Linked DNA regions of Homo sapiens: regions 1, 2, 3 and 4 are each linked to region 5. The links are chromatin contacts, found by Hi-C in ENCODE. All regions are on one chromosome and are shown on one strand. The core of a region is the stretch at or near the end of the contact, and the rest is flanking DNA. Distances in the headings are between cores, read along the strand shown. Region 1 holds the start of UBXN4 (UBX domain protein 4). Region 2 holds the start of CCNT2-AS1 (CCNT2 antisense RNA 1). Region 3 holds the start of CLASP1 (cytoplasmic linker associated protein 1). Region 4 holds the start of CLASP1-AS1 (CLASP1 antisense RNA 1). Region 5 holds the start of SAP130 (Sin3A associated protein 130).

Evidence for each region. A loop is a pair of places that touch in the nucleus more often than their neighbours do. Pooled maps may share reads with other maps.
Region 1: a map of CD8-positive, alpha-beta T cell shows a loop between it and region 5 (32-fold over the local background). The contact joins the promoter of UBXN4 here to the promoter of SAP130 in region 5. A Hi-C loop is called at or near these places in 2 of 168 maps with a recorded cell type or tissue (CD8-positive, alpha-beta T cell and naive thymus-derived CD4-positive, alpha-beta T cell), 1 of 37 single-sample maps with no recorded cell type and 11 of 50 pooled maps.
Region 2: a map of CD4-positive, alpha-beta T cell shows a loop between it and region 5 (27-fold over the local background). The contact joins the promoter of CCNT2-AS1 here to the promoter of SAP130 in region 5. A Hi-C loop is called at or near these places in 1 of 168 maps with a recorded cell type or tissue (CD4-positive, alpha-beta T cell), 1 of 37 single-sample maps with no recorded cell type and 12 of 50 pooled maps.
Region 3: a map of CD4-positive, alpha-beta memory T cell shows a loop between it and region 5 (18-fold over the local background). The contact joins the promoter of CLASP1 here to the promoter of SAP130 in region 5. A Hi-C loop is called at or near these places in 1 of 168 maps with a recorded cell type or tissue (CD4-positive, alpha-beta memory T cell), 1 of 37 single-sample maps with no recorded cell type and 10 of 50 pooled maps.
Region 4: a loop to region 5 is called in a map of CD8-positive, alpha-beta T cell, with 9 times the contacts of the local background. The contact joins the promoter of CLASP1-AS1 here to the promoter of SAP130 in region 5. A Hi-C loop is called at or near these places in 2 of 168 maps with a recorded cell type or tissue (CD8-positive, alpha-beta T cell and naive thymus-derived CD4-positive, alpha-beta T cell) and 8 of 50 pooled maps.

Annotation. Positions count from the first base shown.
Region 1 is chr2:135,740,569-135,743,268 of GRCh38, reverse strand. UBXN4 (UBX domain protein 4) reads right to left here and starts at 1,414. Exons shown (of 13, transcript NM_014607.4): 1 at 1,258-1,414. The coding sequence starts at 1,339. LOC107985946 (a long non-coding RNA gene) reads left to right here and starts at 625. Exons shown (of 1, transcript NR_163478.1): 1 at 625-2,440. RefSeq lists a silencer at 827-876 and enhancers at 173-948, 1,277-1,336, 1,667-1,796.
Region 2 is chr2:134,917,234-134,919,933 of GRCh38, reverse strand. CCNT2-AS1 (CCNT2 antisense RNA 1) reads left to right here and starts at 1,328. Exons shown (of 5, transcript NR_036549.1): 1 at 1,328-1,371. It overlaps CCNT2 (cyclin T2), which reads right to left and starts at 1,112. Exons shown (of 9, transcript NM_058241.3): 1 at 922-1,112; 2 at 43-124. The coding sequence starts at 1,079. RefSeq lists enhancers at 513-602, 813-1,082, 1,233-1,392, 1,470-2,143, 2,153-2,202 and a silencer at 1,403-1,472.
Region 3 is chr2:121,648,174-121,650,873 of GRCh38, reverse strand. It overlaps CLASP1 (cytoplasmic linker associated protein 1), which reads left to right and starts at 1,412. Exons shown (of 41, transcript NM_001395891.1): 1 at 1,412-1,502. It overlaps NIFK-AS1 (NIFK antisense RNA 1), which reads right to left and starts at 1,220. Exons shown (of 4, transcript NR_037857.1): 1 at 493-1,220; 2 at 192-406. RefSeq lists enhancers at 902-1,171, 1,203-1,829, 1,830-2,458.
Region 4 is chr2:121,528,867-121,531,566 of GRCh38, reverse strand. CLASP1-AS1 (CLASP1 antisense RNA 1) reads right to left here and starts at 1,399. Exons shown (of 2, transcript XR_001739683.2): 1 at 792-1,399. CLASP1 (cytoplasmic linker associated protein 1) reads left to right here. Exons shown (of 41, transcript NM_001395891.1): 3 at 1,242-1,320. It overlaps RNU4ATAC (RNA, U4atac small nuclear), which reads right to left and starts at 687; the gene lies at 558-687. RefSeq lists an enhancer at 1,010-1,139 and a silencer at 1,330-1,529.
Region 5 is chr2:128,026,676-128,029,375 of GRCh38, reverse strand. It overlaps SAP130 (Sin3A associated protein 130), which reads left to right and starts at 1,317. Exons shown (of 21, transcript NM_001330301.2): 1 at 1,317-1,436. RefSeq lists silencers at 630-779, 1,030-1,549, 1,650-1,989, 2,050-2,339.

The sequences.
Region 1 (2,700 bases), core at 165-2,664, 7.7 Mb before region 5:
AGCTCTTCTAATAAACAGCATTGAGCTAAAAACTTGGCGTAACAAAACAATTATAAATTCCAAATTTAATGCTAAATGACATTCACATTTCAGTAATTCGTTCTTCACTGCAGTGCATAAAGTTATAGAGCTATTAAAAGACGAGTTAATTATGAATAAACCGTTATTAAACACAAATAGTTGAAGAAATACACCTCAAATTAACAACAGCCACAAACATTGATTTGGTCCATGTAATGAGTATGAGCAGAACCGTAGAGGCAGGGAGTTCACTGTAAATCTACAAGATTTCAGTAATAAAACAGGAGAATATGGAGCAAAATAGCCTAGAGCAACAGAGAATATATGAGTTAATAAACGTTCTCAAAGTCGTGTAGATTTTAGCCTAAGAAGACAACAAAGGGAAGAAACCAAGGACTGAACGTCTATTTTCTTTGAAACTAATGGATTTTTTTTAAACTTACATTATTTCACACTAGATCCCCTACCAAGACTGCCATAAAGAAAAATTAAACCTCTATTCAGCTCAAAAGTTTACGTTTCAGGAACGTACTAACACCAGTAACCGTGAACATCAGGTGGTTTCTCTTTGTTGCTTATCGATGACACAGCTTTCTTCCCGACAGTCCACAACTAATTACAACCCAACTGCTTGCCTAATGGCCCGTTCCTACCTCCATCTAAACAGCAGTAACGAAACGGGCGTTCAAGCAGCACAAAGAGGGTCCTTGGTGACAGAGAGGGACGTCAGGGAGAGGGTCGCGGGGGTCTGGCTGCGCAGGGGAGAGGCTCGGGGCGACGAGCGGGGCTGGGCGGCTGGGGCCTGCTGGCCGCGTCCGTCGCCCCGAGCGGGGAGATTTCGGCGGGCCTCGGGGCGCTTTGGAGACCAGGGCCAGACGGTGCCTCCGGCCCGGCTGCCGGGAGACGCAGCGGTGGGGCCAGGCCCACTGTATCTCAAACGAACCGGGGAGGCGCTGAACAGCCACGGGCCGGCAGCCCGGGCCTCGCAGACACTGAGGAAAGGCTGGGGGCGCCCGGGGCCTGAAGGAGCAGGGCGCTGAGGGTCTGCATGGCCCCTCTGGGGGATCTGGCGGCGGAGTCGCAGCCGTCCCTGGGGCGCGGGGTAGTAGTGGCAATTGTGCGAGCCGACAGGAGCCCGCGTCTCGGGGAGGGCGGGCCGGCGGCTGAGGTATACAAGAGGATGAAGGTAGGCCGGAGGGGTGTCCCGGCCGCCTCTCGAACCCCTGCCTCCTTCACCTGCCACGAACACCACGAAGACCGCGCCGCTCCTTTTGGCCGTCGCGATGGCGGCCGGAATGGCGCCCTGGAACCACAGCATCGCTCCCTTCGGGCCCAGGCGCTCGCTCGGTGTGTAGTCTCCGCAGTCCCGAAGCCGGCTCCGCCCTCCGTCTTCGTCCGGCTCTGCGGCCCCCGCAACCTTGGCTGGTTCGGCCCCCACCTCCGGCTCCGCACAAGCGCGCACGCCCGTCAGCGGCACCCGGAGACGCGCGCTAGCGCGCGCGAGAACACCTCACGTCACAGTCGCAACCCGTCGGTGTCCGTGCCCCAGGACCTTCTCTCGTTGGCGAGTCGATGGTGCGGGCGCGCGCCCGCTAGGCCTCCGGTCGCGCAGTCCAGGAAGTGGAGGAAAGCGGTAAGAGGGATGACTAACCGCTAAGACACGTCGGCGGCGCCTGCAGTGAGGCATGATGGGAATTGTAGTCCACTTAGGCTTATTCGCCTCCATATTGTGGAGCATGTAACTGTGGGTTCTGAGGCACAGCTAAAGGGGGCAGTAGTGAGGGCCACTACACATTCTATAAAGGGGAGAGGGAGAAATAAGTGTCACTCCAACTGGCATATGCTATTCTCGGCCTCGTTGAGACTCTCAGTGTGGAGGAAATAGTCCTCGCATGGAACTAAATGGGCTTTGTCGGGATTAACTCCGAGGCTTTGATTTCTTCTGAACGTAGCCCAACCTTGCAGAAAAACGGGATAAAAACCGCAAGTCACCTTCTTTAATAACCTGTAGTCCATGTGCCTAAGCGGAGGAATTGGTAGAACGCAGGCCTTCAGCAATTTCCTAGACACTGGATAGAGATCATTTCAAAACTTCAAAACGCGTTAGGCTATTGCCACAGCTACTTTTTAAAGTAACACAAAGCAGAGAATAGATTATTTCTTTTCCAGCTACTTTCCATGGTAATACAAAAGAGACTAGATAGTGATTTATTTTCCAATTTTCTGGGAGAATGTCCTATAATCAAGATGTGGCGCTTTGTGATTGGCTGCCATTAAATGAAAACTGATCCATATTTAATACTTTCATGAAATCACATGGTCTGTAATAACTATTAGCTAAAGGCTTGCATGGTTTATTTAAAGTTGCATATACTATTATGTTAAATTCTACATCAATTAAATTTATCCTCCAGCAGTACATCTATCTGACAATCTTTGCAAGATAAAGGAAGTGATACATCTGAATATACCACCTTTCCTACAGATATTTTCCCTAAAAATAGCTAATTATTTGCACTCCGATTTTTGTACTTTTTTTCCCAATCAGGCCTCTCGTATATAGTGTTATTATAAACTGAGACATAATGCTGATTAGGGACAGTTGCTTCTATAGGACAACAATCCTACAGAAAAATTAGAATTGACCTTTAACATCAACTTTAATGGACTTCTGGAAAT
Region 2 (2,700 bases), core at 79-2,578, 6.9 Mb before region 5:
CCTCAAATTTGCGGACAGTAAAAACAGACAACTAGTACTTACATTTTTGTTGAATTTGGTGAAAGAATGGTGCATATAAAACCTGTGCATATAAACAATCGCAGTGTTTATTGTAAGCTGAGAGCTGGAACGTAATATTTAGGAAATATCTGACAAAAGCAAGATCTCATTCCCAGAACAATTTTGATGGAAAATTCCCAGGTTCTTTTCCAATACCTCCCATTCAAATCCAAACCCCAAACTGGAAATAAAGAAATAAATGCCCGCGGGGGGTGGGGCGGCAGGAAGAGAATAGGCTTGACGCCAAATAAATGGGAATAAGAACTGCTGATCTTTTCACTCTAACAGCGCTGAGGGCCCTGGAACTATTTATCAATGGCTACGACTAACTAAACTCAAAATGAAACAGTTGAAACGCGCGCGCACACACCCATACAAAACCACGCCAAGAACATAAAGAACTCCAGTACGCTCCCAAGGTAGAAGAGAGCCGCCATCAAGCCGGCGACGAGAGCCGGGAAAGGCTGCGGCAAACACTTAGGCCTTTCAGCATCGCTAACCCTCCTACCTCTCAAACCCTTCGGGGTCAGGGACAAGTCCAGGGAGCCGCCCCTTTTCTGCAATAATCCCTAAAATTCCTCTTTCGCCTGAGCCACACTCCCAACCCCCGCCGCCACCACCACGCGCTGCCCCAAACAGATTACACAACGCAGGCTCCTGGCCCGCATTCCTGGGGTCCTATCTCCTCCTCCCTTCCTCTGCTGACCCCTCGCGACTGCCCGAGCCGGAACATTACTTCCCTGACCGCGGCGCCGAGGCCCAGCGAAGGCCGAGGCCGGCGGCGCCATGTTCGCGGGGCACCAGGCCCGGCGACCGGGCAAGGGAAACAGGGCGTGAGCGGCGGCGAACAGAAAAGGATACACATTGAGACGCTGTCCCATCTCCTGGATGAGGTTGGCCGCCTGCTGGCGGCACGAGAGCTCTTTATCCGCCTCCACTCCGCAGCGGCGGCTCGGCGTGTTCTCCAGCTGTTCCCGAGTAAAGAACCAGCGAGAAGAAGCTCCACGGCCCGACGCCATGACACTTCCTCCTCCGCCCGCTCCTTCATTCACCCCCCGCCCCTCCTGGCTCGCGGACTCCCCGCCAAGGCGCGCGACCCCGCCCCACTCCGCTCGCCGTAGACCACGCACCACCCTTTTTCACCACCGCCTCCGCCCTTGCGCATGCGCGGGGCCCGCTCTACCGACTCGCCCTAGTCTTTTGCTTTCTTTTTCTGCCCTCGGCCTCGCTCTTGCGCACGGGACCACAATGCTCCGCGCCGCTTGTCATTGGGAGGCGCCGAAGGTGGAGAGGTCGGCTCGGAAGGAAAAGGTCGGCGCAGCGCATGCCGGGTCTAGGGTTGGCGGGGCGAAGGGGTGGGGAGGGAAGGGGCGGGGAGGGGAGGGGAGGGGAAAGTGGGAGAGGGTGGACTCTGGCCGGTGTGAAGAGAGGCGGTCGGGCGGCTGCGCTGTGGGGGCCTGGGCGTGTACTTCGGAGGCCCGTCGGGCGCTTCCTTTAGACGGGAGGTCTAGCGGCCCTTTAAAAAGAGAAAAATAACCTTCACTGTCGCAGCCTCACGCCACTACTTCCATTTTCCTTTTGGGCGGGTCCGCGCAGTCTCGTAGGCGTGCGACTCCGGCCTCCGCCACCAACAGTCTCCGCCTAGCGCGCGGCTCTGGCGTTGAGCTGGCGGGGAAAGAGTGCACAGGAAGTCACGCTCCATGGCTGTCCGCACCTGAGTGCTTTTTTCACCCTACATTATCTTGTTTAAATCCCAGACCACTTGGTTTATTTTTATTTTTTCAAATTACTTGGCAAACGCTATCCAACTAGCAACGAGAAATTGAATTTCTAAATGAGGTGTTGAATCTAGACGGGGCGTGTTTTCAGGCTGCGCTGTGGTTTCTGCGAGACAAGGTTGGGGAGAATCAGATAGTGCAGGAGGAACTGAGTTAAAATTTTATCTTTAGGATTTGATGTGGGAACATCCCACATACCTGTTGATTAACTCCTGTATTTCTTCCTGTAAGAAAATGCCACTGAGCTTCACTCGGAGTTTGTGTTGTGAATAGGGTTTCTAAGTTTAAAGTCTTAACTATTTGGAGGCCGGGCACGGTGGCTCACGCCTGTAATCTCAGCACTTGGGGAGGTCCAGTGGGCCGATCACTTGAGGTCAGGAGTTCGAGGGCAAGGGCAACATGGCGATACCCCGTCTCTACCAAAAATACAAAAATTAGCCAGGTTTGGTGGCGCGCCTGTAGTCCCAGCTACTCCCGAGGCTGAAGTGGGAGGATGGCTTGAGCCCAGGAGGTGGAGGCTGCGGTGAGCTAGATCTCGCTGCTGCACCCCAGCTTGGGCGATAGTGCAAGACCTTGTCTCGAAAATAAAAAATAAAGTAATATCTATTTGCCAAAGACCATGGAGGCAAGTGATTGTTATGGGGCTCCCACGCTCAGCATACTGCATTGCACAAGAATATTGATTATAGTAGGCAGTTTTTGTAACAGTTGCTATTTCATACTCACTTCCCTTGCTTTACGTTTTATGTTGCTTACAATTTCTGGAATAGATTGATTTAAAGCAACATTTTAAAAGTGCAAACCCTTGGCCAGGTGCAGTGTTTCCCGGCTGTAATCCCAGCACTTTGGGAGGCCAAAGTGT
Region 3 (2,700 bases), core at 163-2,662, 6.4 Mb after region 5:
ACACGGCTTTCATACTTTAGCTTAGCCTCTCCGACCATACCTCCTAAGACCCTGAGGATCAGGGGGCATTATCTCATAGTTCTCCCGCACTTCTCTCCCATCCCAACACATACACTAGCAAGGAGCTCCGCACACAAGCTCCTCCAGTAAAAACAACGCACTGGGCAGTGCATCTCAACACATCAAATTACCGGCGTGCATAGGAGCCTGATGCGGCAAATCTGTGGGTCCTTCGGGATCCTTGAAGGCAGCCCTATAATTTGCATTTTTCTACGCTCCAAAACACTTTCCGGGCCAGATGCGGTGGCTCACTCCTGCTGTCCCAGCACTTTCGAAGACCCAAGACGGCGGATCACTTGAGGTCAGGAGTTTGAGACAAGGCTGGGAAACATGGTGAAACCCATCTCTACAAAAAAATACAAAAAGTAGTTGGGGGGGGGTGGTGCACGCCTGTAATTCCAGCTACTCGGGAGGCTAAGGCAGGAGGATCACCTGAGCCTGGGAAGTCGAGGCTGCAGTGAGCCGTGATCGCGCCACTGCACTCCATCCGGCCTGGGCGACGGCGGTGAGACCCTGTCTCAAAAAAATAAAAGCCACCACTTTCCCACTTATTATCCCAGGGAAACGCACGCGACGGAGGAGCGAAGGAGCGTTTATTTGTGGAGGCGCTCAAGTAAGAAACCCTGCTCGCTGGCCGACTCAAGGGTCTCCAAAGCCTTCTCTGGGCTGTCTCCCCTCCCCAAAAGGCAAAGAACCGTTAACAAGTTTACTTCCGGCACAAGCGTCCGCGCCTGCTCGGAAAAGGGAGCGTGGACACACAGCTCTGTTACGGGAAGTCGCAGGGCACAATTTCCTTCATTGCAGTCGCCCTCTGGGCGGACGCCCTAACCCAGAAGTGAAAGACCGTTTCCTTCGAGTATCAGACCCCCGACCAAAGGAAGTTCCACTTGGACGACTTTTACCCAGGGTTTCCCGATTCCTCTTTAGCTCTTCCTATCACGCTCCCTGCTTGCTGGTGCATTGTTGCTGTGGCCACTTAGTTCCGACCTTCCTTGTCTAACTCGAGTTTTGTCGCAACTTTCCAAGGGGCCTAACCACAACCTTTTCCGTAAAAAAAAACAAAAACAAAACCTTTACCCTACGGGTCCCCATCAGGGTCAACTAACGTTCTCCGTGAGGGGCAAAGCTCCCGGGGACTTTACGCCAGCGAAGCCTAACACGGCCAGGCCAGCGCCTGCGCGGGGCGTTACCATAGAGAGGCAGCCGCCTCTCTGGTCTCGGTTTACGCTCTCTATGGTGTACCCGGGTTGGTGGCGGTAAGAAGAAAAAGGGTGACCGCACTGCGCAGGCGCCCTCGGCGTCTCTCTCGCTCTCTCGGTCTTTTTTTTTTTTTTCTTTTTTTTTTTTTTTAATCCCCGCACCAAGCGCTTAACCTCATTGGGGTGGAGGAGAAGGCGGCGGCTCTCTGGTCCGCAGCGGCAACAGTAACGAAAAACAGGGCTGTAAGTACCCGGTCAGGGGGCGGAGGGTCAGACCCGAGCCCTCTCGCGGCCCTGGCCCCTCCCGCGCAGTGGCGGGCGCCGGGTCTGGGTGGGGGCGATGTCCAGCGCTGTCATCGGCTCTTGGGTGCACTTTGGGGGGATGGGGCGGCCCTGAGGTGGGAGCCTGGCGAGGAGCGGGATGCGAGGGTTGTTTATCCAACCAGTAGGTCGCTGAGCCCAGGCTGCTTTGCAGAGGGAGGGGATCGGCCCTGGGGTCAGTCGGGCTTTGTGTGCCCCTCTCTGTTTCCCTTTTCCAGACCCCACCCGGGCCCCCTTCCTAACCCGAGTCTCCCCTGCCGGGTGGGAGAAGCCAGCGAGCCCGGGGCGCGTTTGAAAGGAAGGGAGGGGGCGAGGGAGAGAAACCCACAACAACTAGTCATTGGCGAGTGATGGGTGTGAAGAAAGATCCAGAGAGAAGGGGTGCCGGGAGGCGGGCGGCCCGGGCTCCCGTCCTGGGCTCCCAACCGGGCCAGACAAAAGCTGCGCGAGCGGCGCCGAGCGGAGCGGCCGGCTTGATGGGATGCACAAGGTCCCCTTGGTTCCCGGGGCCTTCGAAGAGCTTCTTTCTGAAGCTGGGAAAGCGAACAAGTGCTGAGTTAAGCCTGTGCAGACTTCTCAACTTGCCTTTGTTGTTCTTTGGTATTGGCAGAGACGCTCTGACGAAGATGAGTGTGTGATCTTGCACGTTAGCCTGGCTAGGTACAATGGAGCTAATCGAATTTTGCTTTCCGTTTTCCGAGCTGCTGGGATGAGTATGGGGCTTTCCAGAGTTTAAATTATTACATAATATTTTTAAAATAGTTGTTTGCTTCTAAAATTAAAAAAAATTAATGTGGAGTCTGAAAGCACGCTGTGGTGAGTTTGCAGCTGAGTTTGCAGCTGGGTGAGTTTCTGTGTAGTGGGGTGCGTTCATTAAATACTGACCATTCGTAGAACCTGTGAGCTCTTTAAACATGATACTTTCATTTGTAGATGTGGCAATGAGAGCTTCAGATTCTCTAGTCCTTTGGGAGACCGTGATGCAGAAGAGTCAGAAGCGAGAAATAGTTTCATGCCGCCATGTACCTTGGACCCTATTTGGGTGCCACAGTCCGTTTTCAATTCTGGCATTAGAAATTGTTTTTATTACTACGATTATTTACGACGGTAACTGACCTCT
Region 4 (2,700 bases), core at 150-2,649, 6.5 Mb after region 5:
TGGAGTGCAGTGGCGCGATCTCTGCTCACTGCAGGCTCCACCCCCCCGGATTCACGCCATTCTCCTGCCTCAGCCTCCCGAGCAGCTGGGACTACAGGCGCCGGCCACCTCGCCCGGCTAATTTTTTGTATTTTTAGGAGAGACGGAGTTTCACTGTGTTAGCCAGGATGGTCTCGATCTCCTGACCTCGTGATCCGCCCCCCTCGGCCTCCCAAAGTGCTGGGATTGCAGGCGTGAGCCACCGCGCCCGACCTGGATTACATTTTATGTGAGGTGCAAAGACCTACTGAAACTTCGTCTCCTATTGAAACTTGACCTAGACTACTGGGCTGACTCAGCATAAGGAAGTTACAGAACAGTTGATGATCGGCGTAAAGTTAAAGGGGTGAAGTTCTGTTGAAATCCTTCCCGTTTAATCACCGCAAAAACTGAAAGAACTTTACTTGCGACACTAAAACCACGCGTCTTGTGCACCCTCTACTGGTTTAACCACAAAGTACTAGTTTATTTACGAATTACTGCTGTTTGAACTGATAAGTCTATGAAAACAGGTTTTCATTTTTCCAAAAATTGCACCAAAATAAAGCAAAAGCTCTAGTTGATGCGGGTGTGTTGTTCAGGCGTTAGCAGTACTGCCCTCACTATGCGCTCATTGGACAGTAGCGCAACCCCAAGAAAAGGATGGTTATAATAGAAAGTCCCTGGGCTGCAAGCAGGAAGCGCCAATACCTGGTAGGGTTGTGGTAATTAATTCGTGAGCCTCGCCCTAGTCGGTCTGGTAGCTAGCTTACCTCCAGCCTCCACAGCTTTCGACGACACCCCAATTCTTTGTTTTCTGAGGCTCCCGAAGGGTCGCAAAAGCGGCGGCTCGGTTTTACCCAGAAGACCGCGCGTCGGCCGCTCGAAAATTTGCATACGCTTTTCTCGCCGGGGCGGGGCTGGCGGGGGCGGGACCGCGGCGCGCTCTTGAACTCCACCCGCAGCTAACCCGGGTTTGGCTACGCTGTATTGCCTTTTATTTCGTTTCTCCTCACCGAGTATTTTCCATTATAGCTGTACATAGCTCTTTTTGTGGAAGATCATCCTTCTTCGTGCTAATCTCTTTGGTCCTCCAGTCGGCATGCGTCTGGACTCTCGGACTGCGTCTGGGCCGGAAATGTCTAGGCCTCCCCGGAGCGGGTGGGCGGGAGCGCTGCCCCGCAGGCCGGCTGCTAACAGGCTCCCGGTGTTTCCCGCTGCAGGTGGTTCTGCTGGGCATGGACATCCTGTCCGCCCTGGTGACCCGGCTGCAGGATCGGTTCAAGGCGCAGATCGGCACAGGTGAGCTGCGGCACTTGTGGAGCGGACCCGGCCCCTTCAGACCCCCAGCCTTCCCTCGGCCTCCCCGGCTCCCAAACCCTCCCGGCAGCCACCCTGCCTCCCCTCCAGCCCCCTCTCCCTCCCTTCCGCTCCTCCCAAACAGCCAGTCCCCGCCCTCCCCCGCAGCCCCCCTAAGCACTCGCAGCCTGGGTCGGCCGCCCCGCTGCCTTCCCTTCCAGCTGGACTCCCCTGGCCTCTGGGCCTGCGGGCGCCCTTACCCTCCCCCATACCTTTGTACTGGCTTCACTGTGTTCTCACACGGAACTTAGTAATACGTGTTCTAATATGAAATATTAGTGCCATTTTTATTTCTTATGCTAAATTAGCTGTCACTCTTTAGTGCCAACCAAGTCATATTTTACCCTGACCCCGGTCCCCTTTAATGAGAGGCAGTTTTCCTTGAGAAATCCTATAAAACCAAGCCAGTTGTATTTTTCTCCAGATGATTATGGTTGGCATGACTATTTTCACCTTGATTGTAAATGTCATTACAAATGTATAGTAAATGTTCACTCTTATTTTGAAGGGAAAACAGTATGTCAGCAAAATGAAACAAAACCCACAGATTTCATAGATTTAAATACCTCTAAATTCCTGACCTCCGGTGTTTCATGGGGGTAGTATAAACACTAAGCATCTCTATGCAACCATTTCCTTATGGAATTTCTCTGTTTTACGTTGGTACACATGTATTCTTTACTGTTAACTTTCCGACCAATATGCTCCTTCTGAAAAGGTCATGAGCACCGACTGTTTACAAATTTAAAAAAAGCTTTTACTTTTAGACATTTGATATTTTAATAGTGTTCCATTTTCCTCCTAAATTAGCTGAATTATTCAGGGATATCTCATGTAATAGAGGTTTACAAACTCTTAAAATAAGCTGATCTCTGGTCTACAGGTGCACTTGGACCACTGGTGGGAGGGTCCACCCTGGGTATGTCGGGGAAGATGGAGAGCTGGGCTCTGTCTCATGTGTGTATGGGCGTGATGTAAAACTAAAAATACACAATAGTGATGAAACTTAAGATTTATTCATAAGTGCCCACTCCTTCCACCCCCAAACACATATACTGGAGCCCCTCTCCTTGTGTTTTACCTAAATTTTCCTTTCTGTTGACTCTTCCTCTCAAGGTCTTCCATTTTTATCAGCTTACAAATACGTTGGGAACTGGCTGGAGGAACGTGGGGTAAGGAGGAAGACAAATAGTGTATCTGTCCATGCAAAGGATTTTGCAGACTCTTTTGGTGACTTTCATGGACTTCAGCAAGGAGAGTAGAGCTGTGAGCAAAGATGAGTGGTTTTAGAATGAGATACATCATTTAGGTCAGGGGTTTGTC
Region 5 (2,700 bases), core at 68-2,567:
GAAACTGTGGAAATACATTAAACCATTTAGGAAGGCAGTATAGCATTAGCGTGTTGGAGCCCTGAAGAATGCTGTATTTATGAGAAAGAGGAGGTATAATGGAGCTTGACATAGGAGTAGAAGCAGGAGACAGCCTGGTTCTAGAGGCCAAGGGAAGACATGAGGAGGAATTACTACTGGTCAGTAAGCTAAACAAGATGAGATCTAAGTGAGGACCGATGGGTTTGAAGTTGAGTAGGTGTTGGCAACTTTTGGGGAGCAGTCTGAGAAGAGTGGCAACTCCAAAAGGGATAAGGACTGCCTAGGCAGAGAGGAGGCTGAAGTCTATCACAGGAGTCACTCTTTAGAAGTTTGAGAATGAAGGCATGAAGGTGGAAAAGGAAAGTGGCTTGAAGAGGAGGAGTATCTGAGACTCATCCCTGGGCTATAGCCAGGAGCTACTCTCTTCTAACCAAGCAGTTGTCTTACACAGCTGTGCATGATAGGAAGAGGGGGGTTTGAGCCCCATTTATTTCCTAACTAATCACAAAACTCCAGGCCTAAATTACCATCTGGTAAGGGAAGAGGGAGACTTAATCTCTTATCAGACACAAATGTGGCCTCAAAAGATATGGCTAAGTCTTCTACAGGTGCATAAACTCCAACCCTGAACCCCAAGCAAAATGACAAAATAAAACTGCCCCCTTCAGCTCCTTTATAATCCGGAAAGCGCGCGCAGGTGCGCCCCGGCCGCCCAGAGCCCTGCGCCCTGCCGGCCTGCTTTCACAGAGCCGCGCCCGCGCTGCGCCTGGCGGCTCCCGCCGCGCGTAGGCTGTGCCGACCGCGGTTCCCGGTGGGGACACCGAGTCCCACTCGCGGCATAGGGAGGCGGGCACCGTCACGACACTGGCCCGGCCCGCGGATCCCTTGGCCGCCGCAGTTGGCCTCCATTACCCTTTCCCGCGCCGCGCCTCCCCGCGGGGAAAATGAAACCCAGTGCCCTCAGGTTAAGGCATAGGGTGGGATCCACTGTCTTCTCACTTAGCCAAGAGAAAAGGCAGAACCGACTTCAGACAGCAAAGGGGTGTGTTGCCCTGGCCGGGTCGCCTGCGGCCCCGCCCCGGCGCTCTCCACCTCCTTCGCGGCCCGCCCTCCTGACTCCGGCGACTACATTTCCCACAGGACGCCGCGGCTCAGAGGGGCGGGCCCGTCCGCTCTCCCGCTCACGACCACCGGCGACTGGCTGACTCGGCAGGGGGCGGGGCCTGCGCCAGCCAATAGACGGGAGGCTCGTTACGGCGGCGGAAGCAGCGGCGCTGGAGTGAGGGGTGGGGGGCAGAGTGCTAGCTCCCCGGCGGTGGCTGCGGGTCCGGAGCCTGGGGACGTCGGCCCCACAGACGGAGAGCGCGCGGGAGCGAGCTCAAGGCGGCGCGGCGGCCACTGGGCGCAGCACCCAGGTAATGGCGGGACGGGCGCCCGGGAGGGAAGGGGAGGAGACGAGGGGGCGGGGCGGCTGAGCCGGGCTGCAGCGTCCGTCCCGTTGCGCGTCCCCGGGGAAGGGCAGAGGATCCTCGTCTCCTGCGGCTCGGACCGCGGCTCTTTCGCGAGCTGGTCACGGCGGTTGGGCCGGCGACAGGGGCTGGGTGTCCTGTGGCGAGGAAGGGAGAGGCACCGGGAGGGGTGGGCTGACCCGGGCGTGGGGGCGTGGCGGACGTGGGCCTTGGCGGGGAAGCAGAGCGGCCGGGGGAGCGCGGGCGGGCGGGCGGGCGGGCGGCCGGCCCAGGGAGTTTGGCTCCTGGAGCAGTTTAAAGTGACTCTCCACATCCGGGCCCTGCGCCCGCCGCTTTCAGACCCTGGCTGAGGCGGGGCCTCCCCGCTCCCCGCCCCCTTCGCCGGGGGCGCCTGTCTTCCTCTGCCATTGGCTCAGCCTCGAGGGGTTTGGGCTGCCCCGGCCAGGCTCGCGCCTGATTGGCTGGCAGTCGGCGGGAGGGTGGGGCGGGCTCTGAACGTGCAGGTCGCTGTGGATTGGTCCTGGGCCTCCACTGACGCGTCGGGCGTGGGGCCAATGGGCGGGCGGGGGAGGCAGGGGCAGGTTCGGGGGAAGAGGACTGCGAGCACAGCGGCGGCCGGGTGGCGGGGGTGAGTGGGGCCAGCGGGGCTGGACAGCAGCGGGCCCCGGGCGCCGCCGCCGCGATCCCTCCCCGCGCCCGCCGAGCACATCGCCGCCGCCGAGATGGGCCCTCCGCGGCACCCCCAGGCCGGCGAGATAGAAGCGGGCGGTGCGGGCGGCGGGCGGCGGCTACAGGTAAAGAGGCACAGTGCTCGTCTTGTGGTCGGGTCCCCAGATCGCCCGTCCGCACCCCCACCCCGGAGACGGGGGTCTCACACTCCGAGGTGTCTGGAAACCGGCGTCCTCCGGTCTCAGCGGGGGCTTCGCGGTGGGGTGGGGTTGCGGGCGAATCGGGAGATCGCTTGGCTCCTGAGGGAAAAGTGGGGGGCGATTTTAGGGAAGATGGAGAAGGTGTAGGGTCCTCTGGCTCTGTGAGGGGATCTGTGGAAGAGAAGGAAAAGGAAATCCGTAAATGGAGGCCTTTGCCGAAAAGCATTGGAGAATTCCTTTTGCATCGGGTCTGGATGTAAGATATCGGATCTTTTCTTAGGGCTGGATATCTTCCTCCGAATGTTCCTATGACATACTAATCACAGTTCTGTTCACCTTGG